Regions from separate parts of the Homo sapiens genome. Here region 1 is linked to region 2. Evidence: read pairs that join two places in POLR2A ChIA-PET (ENCODE). Cell type or tissue: A673. All regions are shown on one strand. Each heading gives the region's core, and the rest is flanking DNA. Links, peaks and the distances in the headings are about the cores only.

Region 1 (5,481 bases), core at 366-5,365, 240 kb after region 2:
CTAAAATGTATTTCTAACAAAATTTAAATACAAGATAACTGATCATTGTGGGAGGCTGATTTTTTATCCCACTGAAGATAATGCATTTTTGACCCTGCATCCATAATTCAGTGAAAGAATTGTATTCAGACACGGCACAGCTCGGGATAGCAAATATGCAATTTGCAAGTCACTACTTCCTTTTCCTCAACTCCCTGTCCAAAGTCCATGGTGACTCCCAATAATCCAACACGGCCTCCTGGCCAAGTCACTTTAAATGCAGTCTTAGAAACCTCTTCCATAAGTGCTCTTGGCAGGCTCTGTGAACCAAGTCTATGGCTGAATTGAACGACATTTTTCATCCCTGCATGAACCTACATGCATTCCAGGGTAAAGAATTATCTTATTCTGTCTTGTACCCAATAGTTCCACCTAGAAGAGTTTATGGCAAGTAGTAAATGCTCAGTAGATGTGAGCTGAATGAGTAAATGAGATGATGACAGGAGAAATGCATTTTACAGAAAACCTCCAGCTTTCTGATGTCCTTTTCTTAGCAGTCAAATTAAGATTTCAGGTTTGCTCATGATAGGGTGATCAGAAAGACCTTTAAAGGAAAAACCATTCCAATGGCCAGTGAATAAAGTAAGCAAACTGCACTAGGATACATCAGTAGGGATTGACAGAGATTACACAAGCACTACTAAATCTTTCAATGATGTCTTTAAAAACACAAGACTTGAAAGAGAAACAGAGAGGAATGCATGCCTGGAATTAACATTCTGACAAATACCTGGCTCCAGGTTCTACATTTCATTTTATTTATTCATTTTCCACCTTTCCAAAGAAAAAGAGGGATGGAGTGAAGGATCTCCATGGTTTACAAAAGGCTCATATAATCCAGCATGATGATATTCAATAGAACAAAATAAGAAAAAAAAAAAGGCAAAATCAGGTTCTGTCTTTTTCTTTGTGTTAGCAATAGACAACAACATAGAATGAACTCTTGATGGCTGTCCTCTTTTCTGCATGACACCTATACTTGTCTCTCAAGGCTCACAAATCACTTCCCAATGGATACCTTCTCTAGCTTGTCCTACATAGGTCCACACTTATCTCCACTATAGTATGACTTGGCAATGGCTCATCTCTGTAGCTTAGGCTCCTTAGCAGTACAACAAAAGTCAGCACCTAGCAGTGTTTGTTGGACAAGTGGTATGGACTGAATGTGTGTGTCCCTTCCACCCCCAAATTCATATGCCGAAGCCCTAATCCTCAGCGTGGCTATATTTGGAGATGAGGTCTTTATGGAAGTAATTAAGGTTAAATGGGGTTATAAGGGTGGGGCCTTGATTGAATAGGATTAGTGTCCTTTTAAGAAACACACCAGAGAATTATTTCTTTCTTTCTGCATGCATGCACCAAGGAAAAGCCATTTGAGGGCAAAGCAAGAAGGCAATTGTCTACAGGCCAGGAAGAGAGCCCTCATCAGAAACCAAATAGGCCCAAACCTTGATTTGGGATTTTCCCAGCCTCCAGAACTGTGAGAAAATATATCCATTGTTTAGTTCACCCAGTCTGTGATATTTTGTTATGGCAGCCCAAGATGACTAAGATGGCAGGAAACTGACAGATTTAATAATGTGGAAAAGCTGCCCCATTGGAAATCTGAATCTCTATCCAATTGTGTACTTGCACGCAAGTGGCTTTAGCCCAATACTGCCTTTCCTCTTCTCAAATCTGGGTAACATAAAACTTCCTTTCTCTACTCCTAGTGGCAGTGTAAGGGTCTGAGTACCTTTGAGTAATAAAAGATCCTTATGAAAGCAAAGCTGTGATGTATTATTACTATCAACATACCTGCAGTCCTTTTCTATGTGCTCTGACCATGGGTCTCCTGTAGCTATGAGGGCTAGAAGACCTCCTGATCCTTTTCTTGAGACCCATCTCTACCCATGTGACCATCATTGTCTAATTGCTCAATTAGGAAAACTGATCACTAATATATTAAATAAAAGAATATGCACTGTATATTGAAATTGGAAGGAATATATTTTATTTATATATATATATATATATATATATATATATATATATATAATCTGAGGTTCTGCTTCAAATTGAAAACTGGTTATATATCAGGGTCACGTGATCATGAGTATGATTATAATTTTCTTCTTTATATCGACATACACTCTAAATGTTCAGCAAATAATTGAATTACTTTTATACTAAGGAAAAGAAAAATTTAACTGTTGAAAAAGAAGAAAAGACTGATGATCTGCCTGGTAATCTCACAAGTGAAAGCCCCTACCCCCAGCAGAAGGTAAGAGAGTAGCACTTGGAGTAAAAAGAAAGCTCATCCCCCCTCCATGGCCTCCCCTTCATTTCTGCCTTCTAGCTCCCACCCTCTTATAGGAAACCAAAAAGGCTCAGGGAGGTTACGTGCTAAGGTTCCCACATTGTTGTTGTCCTCTATCACTTCAGGTCATTGAGAGCCAGCCTTCCTTCCTTTCCTTCCTTCCTTCCTTCTTTCCTTCCTTCCTTCCTTCCTTCCTTCCTTCCTTCCTTCCTTCCTTCCTTCCTTCCTTCCTTCCTTTGCAGAGTCTCGCCATGTTGTCCAGGCTGTGGCTATTCACAAGTGCAATCATTGTCCACTACACCCTCCAACTCCTAGGCTCAAGCAATCCTTCTGACTTGACCTCCTGAATAGCAGTGACTACAAGCGAGAACCAGCAAATCCAACTGAGAGCTTATTTTATTCAGAAGTGTTTGGGATGTCCCATCCTCATCACTCTACCCTTCTTAAAATACCTGTGATATCAGAGTCCAGTGGGAAATGCAGCATTTGCACAATGCATGCTTCTAGCCCACTGCCAGACACACAGATGATTCTCAATAAATGTCAATCCTCTCTCTGCCTACTGAACCTTACACCTAAATGCCTCTTTTAAATAGAAGTGTCATTCCAGGTGGGGAGAATTTGCTATATGCAGTATAACCTCAAATTTTTATACACTATCACAAAAATATGCAGGGACATAAACCGGATTTGCTTAATAAACACTGTAGCATCCTCATTCTGTGTTTTAAAACTACACATGCTAATTTTCTGGAAGACAGAAGGCAAGTGTCACACAAATTAAGTTTCCTCACAAACAAAAGCAGCTGTCTCACCTCACTTCCCATCCCCATGGTCATGTTCAACAACTCTAGCTTTGAAACTACTCTGGAGGTACATTAAAATTTGAGGAAAAATACAGTTCTGGACATCTGGATTCATTAAAAAATAACTTAATGCCTTCTTTCACTAAGGCTAATAATGATAAGCCCATACTTAATGTAGTCACATACTTATGCTAAAGATATACACTTAGCATATTTTAAAAATTATTATTCTGTTTATCATTAATCTAAGACTAGGATTAACCAAAATGCTGTGCCTTGATTACAGGCAACCAATATCCATTAATAAATACACTTGTTTGGATTTCACATCCGTGGTTCAATTTTGCCATTTTTTTAGATAAAAGAGGTTGAAGGACAGGCCAAACTTTCATATGCTAGCATCCACATATACTGTTACTTACACAAATAAATATTTTGTTTGGGGGACTAAACTGCAAGCACTAAAAAAACCATGATATTGCTAAAAGTGATATTTTTTCCTTGAAAAAAATAATTGAATATTTTTAACTGTGTTCTCTCTTCTAGGCTGAATCCCAAAGTACAAGGAGTTGGCCAGAGGAACATGGAAGGCAAGTTTTAACAGGACAGGAAGCAGAACACACAAAGATCCAGGGCAATAAAGAAAATCATGTGTTGGAGAATTTGCATGCTTTTCTGAATGGCTGGAGCACCAATGGTGAGAAAAGTTTTGCAAATCTCCAAAATCCAGTCTAGCTCTGAAATCTTCTGATTTTGGTGATCAGAGTAGATTGGAATTTTATCTGTGGCTCAGGCCTAGGAAAGCAGAAATAACTTTTGGCCACTAGAATACAATGTGTATTTAGACCAACTCTCTTCGTCCAGAGGAAGGAGGCACACACTATATATCTGTAAGGCAAAGACAGAGACTCTGGGCTCCTCTTTCCAACTGAGTTTCTAACTAGCTAGTGTTCCTCCCCTCTACATCCTGAAGCACAGAGCTGGGCTCCAAAGCTGAGGGTTATGAATTAGATACCATCCCAAACATTAAAAATGTGATCTATAACATTCTTACCCTGTCTTCTCTCTACACTCCTTGCTGGGCTTGATTTCATGAGTACAAGTGTCAAGCTCCCACCGAAGGAAGAAGGAGAGAAAGATCCCTTTCATTAACATGTTTAAAGCATCAACCCCTCCAACAGGATAGAGTGCTTGAGATACCTCAGGTCAGCACCTTGACTCTGCCGCCTACACATCTTTGTACTGGACAAGTTACATAAGCTCTTTCAACCTCAGAGTCCTCAATTGAAAAATGGAGAAAATACCCACCTACTTCTGCGCGCGTGCATGTGTGTGTGTGTGTGTGTGTGTGTGTGTGTGTGTGTAGAATAAAAAGCATTTAGCAGAGTAAGAGCTTAATGAGTGTTAGATATTTTTGCTATGGTTGACACCTTAAGAGGACAGCTAAGGGGCTTCTAGCTTCTCATATGTATTTGCAAACTCAAGCCTTTCAAATTAGTATTTAAAATATCACCAGTCTAATTATGTGGAAATTCTCCAATTAGTTAGAGAAGTAACTTGGTGCTACAAGTGGCTGGTGTGCAGCTAAAGAAAGCCACATAAACTCAATCTACTCCTTCTGCTAGTGTTCTCAGAATACCTCTTTTAAAATATATTTTTATTCATTTATTATTTTTTTTTTGAGATGGAGTCTCACTCTGTCGCCCAGGCTGGAGTGTAGTGGCATGATCTCGCCTCACTGAAACCTCTGCCTCCCAGGTTCAAGCGATTCTCCTGCCTCAATCTCCTGAGTAGCTTAGATTATAGGTGCCCACCACCAAGACCGGCTAATTTTTGTATTTTTGTGTGTGTGTGGAAATGGGGTTTCGCCATGTTGGAAAGGGTGGTCTCGATCTCCTAACCGCTGGTGATCCACCTGCCTCAGCCTCCCAAAGTTTTGGGATTACAGGCATGAGCCACTACGCCTGGCCTCTCTTATTAAATGTTAATGCCACAGAAAACAGAACCTTTTGGCCATGAAAAAGCAGATTGTGCTGGAAAGCATTCATTCATTTATTCAATATCCTGATGGCTTATTATGGGACAGGCACCATTAAGGAGCTAGTGATACAGGCTCAGACAAAAAGCTGACAATAATCTTTGCCCCCAAGGGGCTATATTCTAGAGGAGGGAGACTGAAAAGAAAGAAAATAACCGTAATATATAAAGTCAAATGATGCAAAGGACTATAGAGAGAAAGAAGGCAGGAAAGAGGGATAGGCAGGCAATAGGGTATTCAGATAAGGCCCCATTGAGAAAGGGACATTTGAATAAAGACAAGAAGGTAAGGGAGTGAGC
Region 2 (5,481 bases), core at 295-5,294:
TTAAATAACAAGTCCAAAAATTCACATTTACACACAGGTTTTTCTTTTACTGTGAGGTGCTTTTGTCTTGTAAACAGCCTGTTCGTTCTTTAGGCCTGAGAAGTTTCCTGTTTTTTGTGTTCCTCCCACACCTATGTACACAATCCCAAATCCGTAAAGGCTTATTAAATCAGAGTTGGATGAAAGCACAAAATAATTTAAGTCATTTACTAGCTATTACAACCCAGCAAAAGATTGATAGAGTTCTACTGAAAACATCTCTAATATTTCTAAACATATGCAGGCAAATATAAATCCACCAACTATATTTGATTAAGTATAAAAGTGAGAATTTGGAGACTGATTATCTGAGTCCATTTTAAACTGAAAGTCATTTCATTGGGCAATAAAAATACTTAAATATGAAAATTATAGAAATATGTCTAAATCTAGTTTCCTAATAAAACATTTTAATAAATATCCCCATTTCCCGGGCATGAATATCATTTCTTCAGAAGAATGCATTTCTCACTATGACAGAAAACAATTTAACTCAGTAAAAAATGAACAATTTAGTATGTACATAGTCAAGATGAAGCATGTCTTTATAAAATAGGAAATTTTACAAAGAAGAGAAATTTACTTAAGTGGTGGGAGGTAAAATTGGATTTGTCTTGGTTAACTGATGTATCTGCAAAGGCCACACATTTAAAAATGGTCATTGGCAGAGGCTGAGCGTTTTCTGCCTTTAATAGTCTGTTTCTAATGTGATGGATTTATTTTACATCTCCTCACTCATGTTCTCAGAGGCTTTCCTTCCTAAAACAACCAATAAATATTATAACCATTCATTATTGCCAGAAAAAAAGGTCCCATAAGAACCTTAATATTATTTACTTAATCTCTTCATTTTAAAGCTGTGTGGCAGTAGCAATAAATGTCAGTGCATGGTGAAATTATTCTGAACTGTGAGGTCTTAAAGGGGTAAAGTCCTTGTTTTATTCATCCTTGTACACCCTGTGCCTAGCATTGTACCTGGTTTATAGCAGGCACTCACAAAACATGAGTATGTAGTATATATCAGAGACTTTCAAGGCATTTAATCAGATTGATTATTCATCGATTTTCAAGAAAAGATTCTTTACAAGCAATGCATTTAATAATAGCTATAACAGTTAACATTTGTTGAGCACTTTGTATGTGCAAGGCTAAGCTAAGTGCTTTATAAAATACAGTAGCCCGCCTAATTTCCTCAGCATCTCAGTTAGTATACCCATTTTCTTGATAGGGAACCTGAGCTATACCAAGTTAAGAAACTTGGCTATTGCCTTATGGGTAGTATGTGAATGAAATGGGCTTCCAACTGAGAGGATTCCATCCTTCTTGTGGGTGTACTGGTGAATTTCACAGGGTAAAATTCTGAGAAAACAGGTGTTTATCATGCAGATCTTGTTCAACAGGTTAAAGATAAGCAGAATTGTCTAAAATAGAATAATACACTTAATAGAATTGTTGGCAATTTTTATAGAACACTATAGATAACATTTAAACCAGCAAATATCCATCTAAGAACTATTAATAAAGAGAGACAGGGCTTAATTCACATACATGCTGGAGATCATGACATTTTAGATTTTGATCCACAAAATTTCACAAATGAAAGATAAAAAGTGATGGCCAACATCCAAATAGCATCGATGAAAACTCCCAGCAATAACATGACTTATAAAGATAAATATCTTTCCCTGATATCTCCCCCACTTACCCAACCTAAAGGCTTCCTTCTTCCACTCTTTAACAAAATTGTGCAGCAACTGACATCAGGGAATAGCTCTTCTTTCCTGAGCCTCTCTCCTGACTGGGGATCCAGTTAGAGTCTGTTAAGATATTTTTCTTAAATAAAGGGAAATCTATTTCAAACGTTGACAGCAAAATTACGTATTATTATTACAAGGGTATATTAGGGAATTTAAATGCAAGGAGCATAGCTGAGTTTCAGTAATGCCTATCAGAGTTTGTCTGTTGTCTGTCTGTCTGTCAGTTGCTTCATGCACATAGGCACCCTACAGTTCTCAGGTTTATAACTCCACAATTCCACCACACCCAGAAATTATCTCTGAATCCCAATAATAAATTCCTGGAAGAGAGAATCCTGGAACTAGTGTCTACCCCAATCTAACTGGCTGAGACAAGGAGGGAAAGACTGGGGGTCAGTACACACAGGAAAGGAGGCTGCTAAGGGGTATACAGATATCACCAGAGTTATTTACAGCAAGGTATCTTCTCTGTGAGGTTTCAAACCTGCTGCTCCTTTTCACTACACCCTTGAGACTGTCTTCTCCTCTCATGTTCAGCTCTTCTCCAAGTCACCAAGACCTGATTAACTGCATTTCTATCATCTCTCCCACCAGTCTCCTTTTTCCCTTCACTTCAATACCATTCTCATATATAGACTCAAAGACTGTCAGAGATAGAGACGGTCTCAGGGCCCTCAATGGCAAATAAATGTCATTTCGCAAAACCAGCTCCCGCTCAGGGTTAGGTTGAAATGGATGCAAAGCATGAGCATGTATGAAAGGCCATTATAATTGATTAATGATGTCTACGTGGGAGTAGGAAATGCTGTAGCAGTACACACAGCAGGTATTGATGGTTTTATTGTTGCTCAAACTCCTTGATTTATAGGTGAGGATTCTGTGGCCTATAGAAATGAAGTAAACTTGTCCACTGTTAATAATAGTGATAGGGTCTGGACTAAAATCTGGATAAGCTATGACTACCAGTGAACTTTCCAAGGTGTCATATAATTTTACTCTTGGGAAGTTGAAATATTGAAGACAAGGAGAGAGGTTTCTAGGAGTTTGAGAGAGGGTCCTTTGTTTAGCCCCATCACAGTCCACTTATCAGGCACAACTTAATTTAGAGAACCACATATATAGAAATCAACAGATGATCACAATCTTACAAGATGAAATGTAATGAACCCAGGTAAAATGTTCTTCATAATTTGAAAAGACGAACTGTCTAAGGCCTTAATCATACAATGTGGACATTGAATTAGCTAAAACAAATTCCGTCCATATGCAGATAATATTGAACGTTTACTGAGAGTATACTACATGCAAAATACCCTTTAAAATACTTTACATATCTTAACTCATTTAATGTTAATAGCAAGCCAGTTCATTAGTTGCTATAATTATTCACTTCACAGAGTAAACTGAAGCTCAGAGAAGTCACTTGCCCAACATCACATGGCCAAGAAGCTGGGATCAAAATGCAAAGACATTTATTTCTCATGTCCAAGCTCATGATTACTACTCCATCTAGCTTCTTTCCCTCTCAAGGTTATTATGAAGCCTAACTATGACTATGTACAGCAAAGTAGAAAGCAAATGTGTCTTTCTACTACAGAGCAACAGGACTGCTATCAATAACTCAACATGTGTTGGTTTTATAATTTTATTGTTAAAGTTCCATATGCTTTCCCAGAATAATCTACCTCAATATTAATAAAGTTTATGGATTTTTAAAACACTTACACACTTTTATAAGAACGTCAAGAAGCTAAGAACAAAATCACTCAAAGATGACAAAAAAGGACAAGATCAGAATATAAAGTGGTAACAATACTAAAACTGGACTTTAAGTTCTCACAATCAATGGATAAACTACTGTTCAAACTATAGAAACTATTCAGATAGCAACTTCAATGCTTTTTTAAAAAAGTGCTTTCAGAAAATTGCTTTAAAAGACTGAGAAATGACAAAATGAATTAAACTGATGAGATCCTGATTTATGAAGCACACTGAATGCCAGTCAATATTAACTTCTACGTGACCTCATGGCCTTCTGTAAAAACACTCCTGTAAGAAATGATGGTGTTATCCATGGGTTATCTTTCAGAAGTCTTGAAATGACTATAGTAATGCAATGACTTAGAAACAATGAGAGACTTAGAAGTCTCTCATCCAACTTCTACCCTTTTAGAACAACCCAGATAGTTAAATTCAACTAGATCATAAGTACTACAACAACAAACAAAAAAACTATCTAGCTAAAACCAAGCTTGAGTGGTTCAAAAACTGCTAAAGTTCTTACCATTTTGTCTAGTGAAAAGAGTACTGCACTAGGAGTCAGTGGTCCTTCATTCTGCCATGGGGTCTTCCTCCCTCCTTTAGGAGAACCTCACCTTCACAGCTATTCTCTGAATTGCACTCATGTTAGCTTCCTAGGGCTGCTGTAACCAAGCACCACAAACTGGGTAGCTTAAAAGAACAGATATTTATTCTCATAGAGTTCTGAAGGCTGAAAGTTCACAATCAGGTTGTTGGCAGATTCATGGTCCCTATCAGGACCCTAGGGAAGCATCCTTCCCTGTTTTTTCCTAGCTTCTGGCAATCCTTGGAATTCCTTGGCTTGTGGCACCATCACTCCAATCTCTGCTTCTAACTCCAGTCTCTGCTTCCATCTTCTCAGGGCTGTTGTTGGGGCCTCCAACACAATAACCTCAAGTACAGCACCTTGGCATACGGAGTATTTTAAGCTAAAGGAAACTGAGAAAACTACAGAAGCATAAAGGTATCTCTGACCTTACCCTCTTATTTCTTTTAAAGACCCTCATGTGACAGGTGTCCTGCCTTATACCTAGAGGGAAGGAATGTTACACAAAAATGCCAAGAGGAATCTACACAAAGAGGCCTTGCTACATTGCCCCTTATTACCATTAGGATATACGCTCTTGGTCCAAGCATACTTCTACACAACTGTCCATTTTTCATCAAACCTAAACGTAAAAATAACACGGTTTTCTCTTGGCTTTGGGTTTTCATTTCTGAAGACTCCTCTGTCTTATGTGGCTTCAGTTAAATACATTTGTATGTTTTTCTCTTGTTAGCCTGCCTTTTGTTACAGGTACTTCAGGCATGAATCTTGTCTTCGGTGACGAAAATGTTACTTTTTCTCTGCACGTTGTCTTCCTTCTGGGTCTGTGTCTCTGTGTCCAAATTTCTCTCTGTTTATGAGGACACCAGTCACTGAATTAGGGCCCACACACATCCAATATGAATTTATTTTAACTTGGTAACATCTACAAAGATCTTCCTTACCAAATAAGGTCACATTCACAAGTGTGGGCTGGGAGTTGTGTGTCTTTTTGGGGAACAATTCAACCCCTAACACACCTATAAAACAAAGAATGTGTGCTTAATCATCTGAAAGACTTTCCCCACAAAGTTCTAGGATCATTAATTATTTATTTAGTTTGCTCATGTTTTTCAAATTCAATAGCATTTATTTTTAGCATTAAGTCCATCAATCAGACCAATCCTAGCTCGGCACTGACCAGCTGGGTGACCCTGGTCAAACCACTTTTGTGCCCAGAGCCCAGAGTTTTGTTCCCCTCCCCCCCCAGGACTGTGGTTATTGCTGAATGAGCTAATACATGAACATGTTGGCATGGCTCGAGACAGTGAGTAGACCTGTGCTCTGGGTTAAGGCTCC

Evidence for each region. Peaks named below come from ENCODE experiments on the same cell type or tissue, not always from the same donor. Only the 100,000 strongest peaks of a DNase experiment are listed, where the experiment ranks them.
Region 1: POLR2A ChIA-PET joins it to region 2 with 6 read pairs; 2 of 35 experiments call an interaction of 5 or more read pairs at or near these places.

Annotation. Positions count from the first base shown.
Region 1 is chr11:92,290,108-92,295,588 of GRCh38, reverse strand. All of the region lies in intron 1 of FAT3 (FAT atypical cadherin 3), which reads right to left. Among named protein-coding and RNA genes, the nearest start is that of FAT3, 68 kb to the right of the region's middle. In A673, for the core only: no CTCF peak of the experiment used is centred there; no DNase peak of the experiment used is centred there.
Region 2 is chr11:92,534,186-92,539,666 of GRCh38, reverse strand. All of the region lies in intron 3 of FAT3 (FAT atypical cadherin 3), which reads right to left. Among named protein-coding and RNA genes, the nearest start is that of FAT3, 310 kb to the right of the region's middle. In A673, for the core only: no CTCF peak of the experiment used is centred there; a DNase peak (open chromatin) is centred at 2,546.